Linked DNA regions of Homo sapiens: region 1 is linked to region 2. The links are chromatin contacts, found by Hi-C or POLR2A ChIA-PET in ENCODE. All regions are on one chromosome and are shown on one strand. The core of a region is the stretch at or near the end of the contact, and the rest is flanking DNA. Distances in the headings are between cores, read along the strand shown. Region 1 holds the start of LL22NC03-63E9.3 (a long non-coding RNA gene). Region 2 has its middle 60 kb from the start of ZNF280B.

The links. Hi-C counts contacts between places; a loop is a spot of excess contacts on that map. ChIA-PET counts read pairs that join two places held with the same protein, here RNA polymerase II (POLR2A). Pooled maps may share reads with other maps.
Region 1: a loop to region 2 is called in a pooled map, with 2.0 times the contacts of the local background. The contact joins the promoter of LL22NC03-63E9.3 here to the enhancer-like site in region 2. A Hi-C loop is called at or near these places in 6 of 168 maps with a recorded cell type or tissue (Caco-2, HepG2, K562 and 2 more), 17 of 37 single-sample maps with no recorded cell type and 13 of 50 pooled maps. POLR2A ChIA-PET finds 5 or more read pairs at or near these places in 2 of 52 experiments (A549 and K562).

The regions. Positions count from the first base shown.
Region 1 is chr22:22,556,910-22,561,497 of GRCh38, forward strand. It overlaps LL22NC03-63E9.3 (a long non-coding RNA gene), which reads left to right and starts at 2,434. Exons shown (of 3, transcript NR_027426.2): 1 at 2,434-2,498. It overlaps PRAME (PRAME nuclear receptor transcriptional regulator), which reads right to left and starts at 2,356. Exons shown (of 6, transcript NM_206956.3): 1 at 2,062-2,356; 2 at 636-671. It also overlaps IGL. RefSeq lists an enhancer at 2,273-2,567.
Region 2 is chr22:22,446,845-22,451,517 of GRCh38, forward strand. It overlaps IGL, the pseudogene ASH2LP4 and the pseudogene IGLV7-35. Among named protein-coding and RNA genes, the nearest start is that of ZNF280B, 60 kb to the right of the region's middle. Within about 2 kb of position 3,292, at least 2 of the 41 ENCODE cell types and tissues checked have a DNase peak (open chromatin) inside an H3K27ac peak, as active enhancers do.

The DNA of each region.
Region 1 (4,588 bases), core at 1,184-3,683, 110 kb after region 2:
CTGAGAGTAATAATCAAAATGCTCCAAAAAGAAGAATACATGTATAATATTTACGAAGCAACGGCCTCCTGTGAAAACCTCCGCAAATACTGCTGAGGAAACTGACAACTGGCGACTCAATCCCGCCCTTTCAGTGCAAATCTCTGGCTCCAAACCTGAGCACCAGTGTTTCCTGGGCTGAACCAGGGGGCAGGAGGAACAACAGACCATGTGGTTGGTCACAAGTGACCCCTGTGGTCAAGGACCCTGACTACGGTCTTGCAGCGACATTTCTGCCTCTGCTCCCGCCTTCCTAGGACGCCTACGCCACTGCCTGGGCCGTCCCCAACCCCCAGCACCTTCAGAGGGGCCGAGTCCCAGAGCATCCACCGCATTACAAATGCGCACCCACCCTGGAGAGCTCCAACCACGAGCACCGCCGCCTCGGTTCAAGGCATCCTTACAGCCACAACTCCTCAACTGGGGCCAATTTTCCGGGGCAGGCGGCCCGGGGTGACCCAAGTGGCGCACATTATTTTCTTTGGTCTTCAACCCATTTCCAGAGAGAAAACAGGGACCCGGGACAGGGGTGGTGCTGGGGGCACAAGCCCAAGGTCACCCTGCGGGGAAGCGGAGGAATCAGGGCTCGAACTTACGTTTTTCCTCAGAGAGTTCACCACACCGCGAAGTTGCTGGAAGGAAAGAACGAGACAATGGCTCAGCTAAGCGCCCTAGCCGCTGCGTGGGGCGGGGGGGGCGGCGGTGGGGACCGGGGGGCTGGGCAGCCTGGTCTGACCAATCCCCGTTTCTCAGTCCTTCCAGGGCAAAATCTCACGAGATCCAGTGAGGTCGCCCAGAGAGTCGAGAGGGGCTTGTTTTCAAAGACTGGGAGGAGGAGGGGCAGTGGGGGAGGGGCAGTGGGGGGAGGAGCAGAGGAGAAGGGAGCAGGAGGAGGGGAAAAGGGGAGAGGAAGTTGGAGAGCAGAGGAGGCTGGGGGTGGGGAGGAGATGGGGGTGGGGAAGGAGGGGAGATGGGGGTGGGGAAGGGGGGGCGGGAGGAGGGTTAGGAATGGGGGAAGGAAGACAGGGTGGGGGAGGGGTGGGCATGGGGGAAGGAAGACAGGGTGGGGGAGGGGTGGGCATGGGGAAAGGGAGACAGGGTGGGGGAGGGGTGGGCATGGGGGAAGGGAGACAGGGTGGGGGAGGGGTGGGCATGCGGGAAGGGAGACAGGGTGGGGAACCGAGAAGAAAGACAGTGGGGGGGGATGGAGGAAGGAACACAGGGTGGGGTGGGGGGTCGGGATGGGGGAAGGGAAACAAAGAGTGGTGGAGGCGTGGGGATTAGGAACGGAGACAGAGGGTGGGGGAGGGGTGGGGTGGGGGAAGGGAGACAGGGTGGGGGAGGGGTGAGGATGGCGGAAGGTAGACAAGGCGGGGGAGGGGTGGGGATGGGGGAAGGGAGACAGAAGGGGGGGAGGGGTGGGGATGGGGGAAGGGAGACAGAAGGCGGGCCAGGGCGGGAATGGGGGAAGGGAAACAGGGTGGGGGTGGGGATGAGAGAAGACAGAGGTTGGGGGAGGGGTGGGGATGTGTAAGAAAAACAAAGGGTTGGGGAGGGGGAGGGAAAAGAGGCAGAGAGTGGGGGAGGGGGTGGGGATGTGGAAAGAAAGTCAGAAGGTGGGGGGTGAGGGGTGGGGATGGGTGAATACGTGATGGCTGCGGCCTTTCCCACCAGACAGTAGGGTGGGGGCAGGGTGGAAAAAGGGGGTGCGGTGGGCGAATGGAGAGGCAGTGGGGAGGCGGGGGGCTGACTGGGAGTGTGGGACGGGGTGTTCTGGGATCACGGAGACGTCCAAGTCTGGACTCTGTCCTGGGTCTGTGCTTCTGGCGACCTCCCTTTTCTTCAGTGGGATGCGGGGTGCAGGGGCCGGTTCCAGGGTCCCCTGAGCTCAAGTTCTCGCCCCACCCCGCCCCGCAAGTCTAGAAAAGATGCCCCTGGCCTTGGCTGGGTAATCTCTGGATTTACCTACTTCTGTAACCCCCCGGGCTGAAGAGACCACCCCCCGGGATTCAATTAACTTACTCTCTGGAGCGCGCGTTCCTCCCTGCTCCCGGGAGTCGGTTTCCCAGAACTTTCTGAGGCCCGCGCATGCTCCCCTCGACTCCCCGTGTTTCCACTCTCCACAGAAATCCACGCATTCACGCCCCTCCCCTCCCCCGAGCCTGCAGAGGACTCCGCCCTGCTTTCCCTACATTCAGGGCTGCTCCTTTTGTCGCCAATACAGACCTGTTGACAGGTCACGCCTGGGAAGCGGGTGGGGTGTCCCGGAGCGGTGCTGAGGCGCTGCAGGCCCGGCTTCTGGCTGCGGGGGAGCTGTACCCTGAAGCCTCGCCGGAACTCGCGTCTGGGGCCAGCAGGGGGCACTAGAGTCAACAGGGACTGTATGCAAAACCCACTTCCTCCCAGGCCCTCTAGGGGGATGGTCAGGCTTCTGCAGAGATGGGGAGGATCCTTTCCTGGTAAGGGGAGAGGGACGGGCTAGGAGCCAAGCGGAAGGACCCCGTGTTCAAGGCCCTTCAAGGGACGGGACAGGCGAGGAATCTCTTTGAGTCTTTTGAATTGTTTTATCAGTCAGGCCTGGGAAGTACTCCGCCTCCACAAACTCTGTTTTCCTGAAAGGGGTCGGGGGGGGGGACCCCAACATCTCCTGCCACAGGCTATGATGGGCATGGTGGCTAAGAGCAACAGGCCGCGTGGTGAGGCTGGCTTTTTGTGGCTCTGCCCTGCCATTCCCCGAGGCATCCCCATGCCAGTGAACAGAGCTGCGGGTTCCCAGCTGCACAGATGAATGCACGAACAAAACATAGGTCCATGCAAAGGAAGTCATTGCATTGATCCAGATTCGACCTGGGATTGTCGCATAAAACAGGGCTGATAAAAACCGTTGTGTTTTCACCTTCGAAACAGAGACTCAGCCTCCCCCTCTCTGCTTGAGGCATTCAGCAAAGGTTCGTCCTTGAGTGGCTGTGGATGCTCAAGGACTTACGATTTCTGACTTTATAAAGTTTAGGGTGAAAACAAAAAACAAAATAAGAAGACCATTGTTTTAAAGTGGCCGTTGTAGCTAATTATCTCAAGAAAGCAAACAGGCTGGTACTGAAAGTTACACAGGCGGGCGGCTCCCTGGGAGGGTTGCCCAGCTCTCCTTTTCTGAGACCTGAGCAGGGAGCAGCCAGAGGAGCTTGAAGGGATGGTGTTCAGGGCATGGGAACAGGCTGCACACATCTTCACGGAGTACGGTGCTTGTCCAGTTTGAGAAGGGAAAGAAACTGGGGCAGAGGGCTGATGAGAAGGCAGCAGATGGATAGTGCGGGATTGAAAAGGGGATCCATTTGAAGACTGGCCACCATTATTTATTTTCATCATCTGATTGCTGTTGCTCCATTGAGATCGATGCGTGGAGAACAAGTTGGGGAGTGGAACAAATGGCAGGGAGGGGAGAGAAGTGAGTGAACATGACCCTGGTCCAGCCTCATAGGACAGAGCGTGGTCATGAAGTCCACAGAGGAGGACAGGTAGGGAGGAATCATGGCATGGCCAGGTTGTAGGGCAAGAGGCAGAGAGGAGAGAGGATTGTGGAGGATGCCTGCGGAGTGCCGACTGTCAGTCGAGGCTGGTCCTTTATTTATTTATTTTTTTTTTTGAGACGGAGTCTCGCTCTTGCCCAGGCTGGAGTGCAGTGGCGCGATCTCGGCTCACTGCAAGCTCCGCCTCCCGGGTTCATGCCATTCTCTCGCCTCAGCCTCCCAAGTAGCTGGGACTACAGGTGCCCGCTACCATGCCTGGCTAATTTTTTTGTTTTTAATAGAGACAGGGTTTCACCGTGTTAGCCAGGATGGTCTTGATCTCCTGACCTCATGATCCGCCCACCTCGGCCTCCCAAAGTGCTGGGATTGCAGGCATCAGCCACTGTGCCTGGCCAAGGCTGGTCCTTTCTTTTATGGCGATGGGTGTTTGAAAGTTGCACATACCAAAATAAACTCACTATTTGTTGACCCAAAGTAAAACCCTGAGGGTATGAAAGGGAAGGGCTCATGCTTACATGGCTGAGATAAAAGCTGTCTCAGGAAGCTGGGTGTGGTGGCTCACCCCTGTAATCCCAGCACTTTGGGAGGCCAAGGTTGGAGGATCCCCTGAGGCCAGGAATTGAAGACTAGCCTGAGTGATATAGCAAGACCCCATCTATATTTTTAAAAAGGGTTGGCTGTCTCGGGACTTTTCGAAATAGCCCTGCAAGACATTCCTGTTTTGGAATCACAACAATTTAGATAAGATGCTTTTGAAAGAACACCTGCCTAGGCACAGCGTCTCCACCAATGAACTGATGCCAACTGTGGTTTTGAGTCTTCATAACCGGTGAACTGTTTGCAAGCAGCTTATTTAAATCTCTTTTTTTGCCAATACAACCTTCCCTTTGCCCTCCCCTCTTGAGATGCATATATGGCTTGCCATAGCTGAGCATCTTAGGTTATAATGCTTTTTCTCTTTTTTAATTTTTTTTTGTAAATTTATATTTATTTTTATATTTATTTATTTTTTGAGACAGGGT
Region 2 (4,673 bases), core at 2,042-4,541:
ATGGTTCACAGTTGATACATTTAGCACAGAATCTCATCCTGTCTACCTGTCATGATCAACTACAATTTTTATTGCAAAGTATGCCATCAGAGTGGCATATTTTATCCAGCAGCAAGCAAACATGAAGGAAGTTTCCCTTAGTGCTTTGGTCAAACTGGCATGGCAGTCCTGAACACTGAATGAATATCCAAAGACAAGGTTCTCCAAAGATAAAGATATTATACTATTTATTGATAAATACTGGGAGTGCATGATGACCATTCAGACACCTGGGAAAATGACTTGGCTGAATAACATTGTTAAAACAATGAGTAAAAAAAGAGATGTGCTCTTGGTAAAGGAACACCTGGATCCAGGGTATAAAGACCGGAAAGAAGACTACCGCAGATTTGGACTTTTGGATCAGGACTTGGTAACATTGACCCTGTTTACGACAACCAAAAACAAAGCAGTGCTGTGTCTACAGTGGGAATCTGAGTCAGGAAACTGCAGCAGGAACAGCAGAAAAAAGGAAGAGGAGCTCAGTGCAAACAGAAGGATGGGGAGACCACAGGGACCACCAAGAAGGCCCAGAGTGACTTTTTGTTTTCCGCTCAGGGCTGTCCTCCTCACACCCCTTGGATCACACATTTAATGAAGACGGCTACTGGTATAGTCTAACTTAGCCTGATCCTCACACGGTTGGTCCTCAGAAGCTTGAAATTAACTGCTGGGCAGGAAAACCTATTCCTGGAGACCTCTACAGTGACTGCTTCTATGAACAGGTTTTGTTAGATCAACATGATTAAGCTCCCCAGTTAGAGATCTCCAGTGACTGGCTGGCTGACTGTGGTTGGAAAGAAGGTCTACTTTATGGTGCAGACCTCTCATGGGATACGGAAAGGGTCCTGGTACTTTGAAATCACCATGAATGAGATGCCACCAGACACCACTGCCAGACTGGGTTGATCTCAGCCCTAAGGTAACTATGAAGCTCCCTTAGGTTATGATAAATTTAGTTATTATTGGCAGAGCAAAAGGGAATCAATTTCCACCAGTCCACTGGCGAACACTACTGTTTTAGCTATGGGCAGGGAGACATCCTACGATTTTATATTAATCTTCCTGAAAACCCAAGAGACAGCCAAGTTACCAAGATAAGGCTTTGATAAAGTTCAACAATTATTTTTATTTTGTGGAAAAAGACTTTGTGGCTAAAGCAGGGAAGAGTCTAAAACAGATTCCATATAGTAAAATAATATTTTATAAACATGGTGTCAATCAAGATGTGGCTTCAAAAGATATTTTTAGGGGGTTACTTTTAGCCATCTCACTGGACAAGAGCTTCATAGTTTCCATTAACTTTGGACTGTGCTCCAAGTATCCTCCAAAGAATCTCACTTACTGCCCTGTGAGTGACATGGGCTGGGATGCTGTGGTAGAGCACACTCTGGCTGATGTCTTGTATTTTCTGGAGACAAAAGAGGATGGGGGCACAGTCCTCCATGGGAACCCTGAACAGGTCCTTCTTTCTTTTCAGATATGGACTTTCTGGGGAATAATATTGGGTGGCTTTTGTTGTTGTTATTGTTTTTGAACTGTCTTAAATGTTCTCCCAAAGATGCTACAGAACATAGCCTATCCATTTACCAAGTTAAAAGGCTGAGTAGGACTGTGAGAGATGCCCTGCTCATCATCATTCTTCTTCCACTTCCAGTGACTGCTCTTATATTCTTTGCCATAAGCCAACAACCGCTCATCCCAAGATCTCATAATCCCTCTGTAAAACTGATGCTGTACTACATACCTTGCCAGCTGGGACTTGTAATCTTACTGTATTTTCTAAGGAGTGAATAATCTTGTCCAGGTAACTAACATATTTAAAGACATTTTCTTCTGTGGACACTGACTCCATGCCACCTGTTTTCCAAAGAAGTGGTGAAGCTGTTTCTGAGAACACCTAAAATCAATGGTTGTACATTCCAAACCAATCTAAAAGTGATTTCCTTTTGCTGTGGGTTTGGTTCTATTACTGATTTGGAAATATACCTTTGAACACTGAGATCTCTGAAACTACTAGACTTCTAGAAGTGTAATTGTATAAGAAGTCTGTTTGCAGCTTTAACAAAATGAGAAACTCTTCCCAAATTAAAGCTTTCTTTGAAGTTAAAAAAAAAAGAATAATGTGAGATTGGAACCTGTGAGGTCTGAGGATTCCCAAGAGTACTCTCAATTCTGACGCTAATTGTAACCTAAGGGCTCCCCAACAGCCCTTCACTTCTTATGATTCCCTAGAAAAACTCACATAACTCCCTGAAACCTGTGACATTTATTGATACAAATTTTTACAGCAAAATAATACAGATTAAGATAATTCAAGGGAAGAGGCACATGGGCAGAGTTCAGGAGAATTCCAAGCACAAGCACCCAGTTGTCCTCTCCCAGTGGAGAAATAGACAGTGCTTCATTTTGCTCACAGCAATGTGTGATTCTGTGTATGAAACACCTATTTCCTGGGTGAGCCAACCAGGAAAGCTCACCCAAGCTTGGTGTCCAGAGGGCTTTTAAGGGGTGGTCTGGGTGAGAGTGGGGTTATTATGTAGACCTTGTGGATCATCCTCAAGGCTCACTTCAGTTTCCATTGAATTAACAATAAAACTTAAACCTTCAATCTTTGGTTATTTTCTTTTTAAAAATTCTCTGAAGTAAATTATTATTAAAATTCTCACTTAAGACAGCTGTTTATCCAATATGAGGCTCAATATAAACAGTTTCAAAAAGTCAGTAGGTCATTAAAACAATTTCTTCAGTCATTCAAACCATTCAGATAAAAATTAACACCATGTAATACAAAAATTGAATTATAGTCACAGGGACAGGATTTCAGCAATGGCAAGAAAAAGTAGTGCAAATAGGAATGAGCAAAGAATAGACAAGTAATGGGTGTGAATTGGCCTCGGAAATACCATGGTAATGTCAAAAAGATAAATCAATTGTTATTTTGTTAAATAAGTGAAAGGCCAGGCATTCTCAGTCCAGGAAAGCCATCACAGGGCAGTCTGAGTCTTCTGCATCTTAAGAAGCTCAAGAGGTTCAAACTTAATAAACCCTGCACAGTTGCTCACTGGTTCATGTAAAATGCTAGAGCAGTTGCTTCCTCCCACTCAGCAAATCCACAGCACACAGTCACCCTGGTCTGGCCCTTCACAGTGTAGATGCCCTCAGGGCTAAGAACCTGAGTGGTTCTAAAAGTAGTAAAGATTTGCATAAAGTACCACACAACACACCCTCTCCACATAGGGAGCTCAGTAGGACATAAAGAGCCATCAGAATCCAGCCCCGACTCTGGAGCCAGGAGTCCCTTCTAATATCAGCATCATGGCCTGGACTCCTCTCCTTCTCCTTCTCCCCATGTACCTCCTCACTTGCTGCCCAGGTTAATAGAGATTTCAAATACCAGCCTTTGGAGGGATTCCTGTGTCTCCCTTTCTAATTCCCAACATGTGTCTGTTTTTTGTTTCAGGGTCAAATTCTCAGGCTGTGATGACTCAGGAACCCTCACTGACTGTGTCCCCAGGAGGGACAGTCACTCTCACCTATGGCTCCAGCACTGGAGCAGTCAATGGGGGTCATTATCCTTACTGGTTCCAGCAGAAGCTTGGCCAAGCCCCCAGGACACTGATTTATCATGCAAGCAACAAACACTCCTGGACCCCTGCCCAGTTCTCAGGCTCAGTCCTTGGGAGCAAAGCTGCCCAGACACTCTTGGGTGTGCAGCCCGAGAGGTGAAGCTGAGTACTACTGCTTACTGCACCATAGTCGTGCTTGGCACAGTGACAGACTCAGAAGAGGAACCGAGACATAAACCTCTCTAGGCCCTTGTGATATGAAGATCATATGATCACGCACACCAGCTCTCAAGGCAGCCTACATGTGGACCAGCCATAGAAAGGGGAAGGAAAGGATCTGAATTGATTCCTATCCCTGCTTAAGCCCTGAAGTGAAGGAAATGTGAGAATGATCTGGGAAGAACTGGATCAAAAAAAAAATCAGAAGTTTATTGCTTTGTATTCTAAAAGGAGCACTAACAGCTGGATCAGATCTAAAGGCTGAGGCTAAATGCATTTCCTCCAGAAAGAAGCATCTTCAAAGTATGGGGTTTCTGAGCTAAGAGTAAAGAGAAGAAACTCTACTTTTGTATATTTCTAAAGTTTGTTTTATTGAGTTACTTTCAAAGCAATACATGCCTATTATGTGGAATCAGAAAGTATTAAAAATCACCAAGTTCTCTGCAAAGCTACCTTATCCCAGATAATCAATAGAAGTACATTTCTTCATTTGGATGCATTCTCTCATTTTTGTTGTCAATATTTTCACAATGGTTATCAAACCTTGTGCTCATTCCTCTGGTTTTATACAGCTTTTTGCTCTGTCATTTAATGTTAATGTAAGTAGTTTTCCATTTATTTGAAAGGGTAAAATATTTGAGTAGTTGCTAATTTTATTTTTATTTGAATACCAATGAAAAATTATAATTTGGGGTAATTCAAATTGCTTGTCAGACAAAGATGTGACATTGGGCTATTATTAAAATGCTCCTGGTCTTCTCTGTGGATTTAGTGAAGTCAAACAAAATGCCTGCAATTTTCTATGGAAAGCCTTGAGTACATTATGCCTGACTTCACAATGCAGAA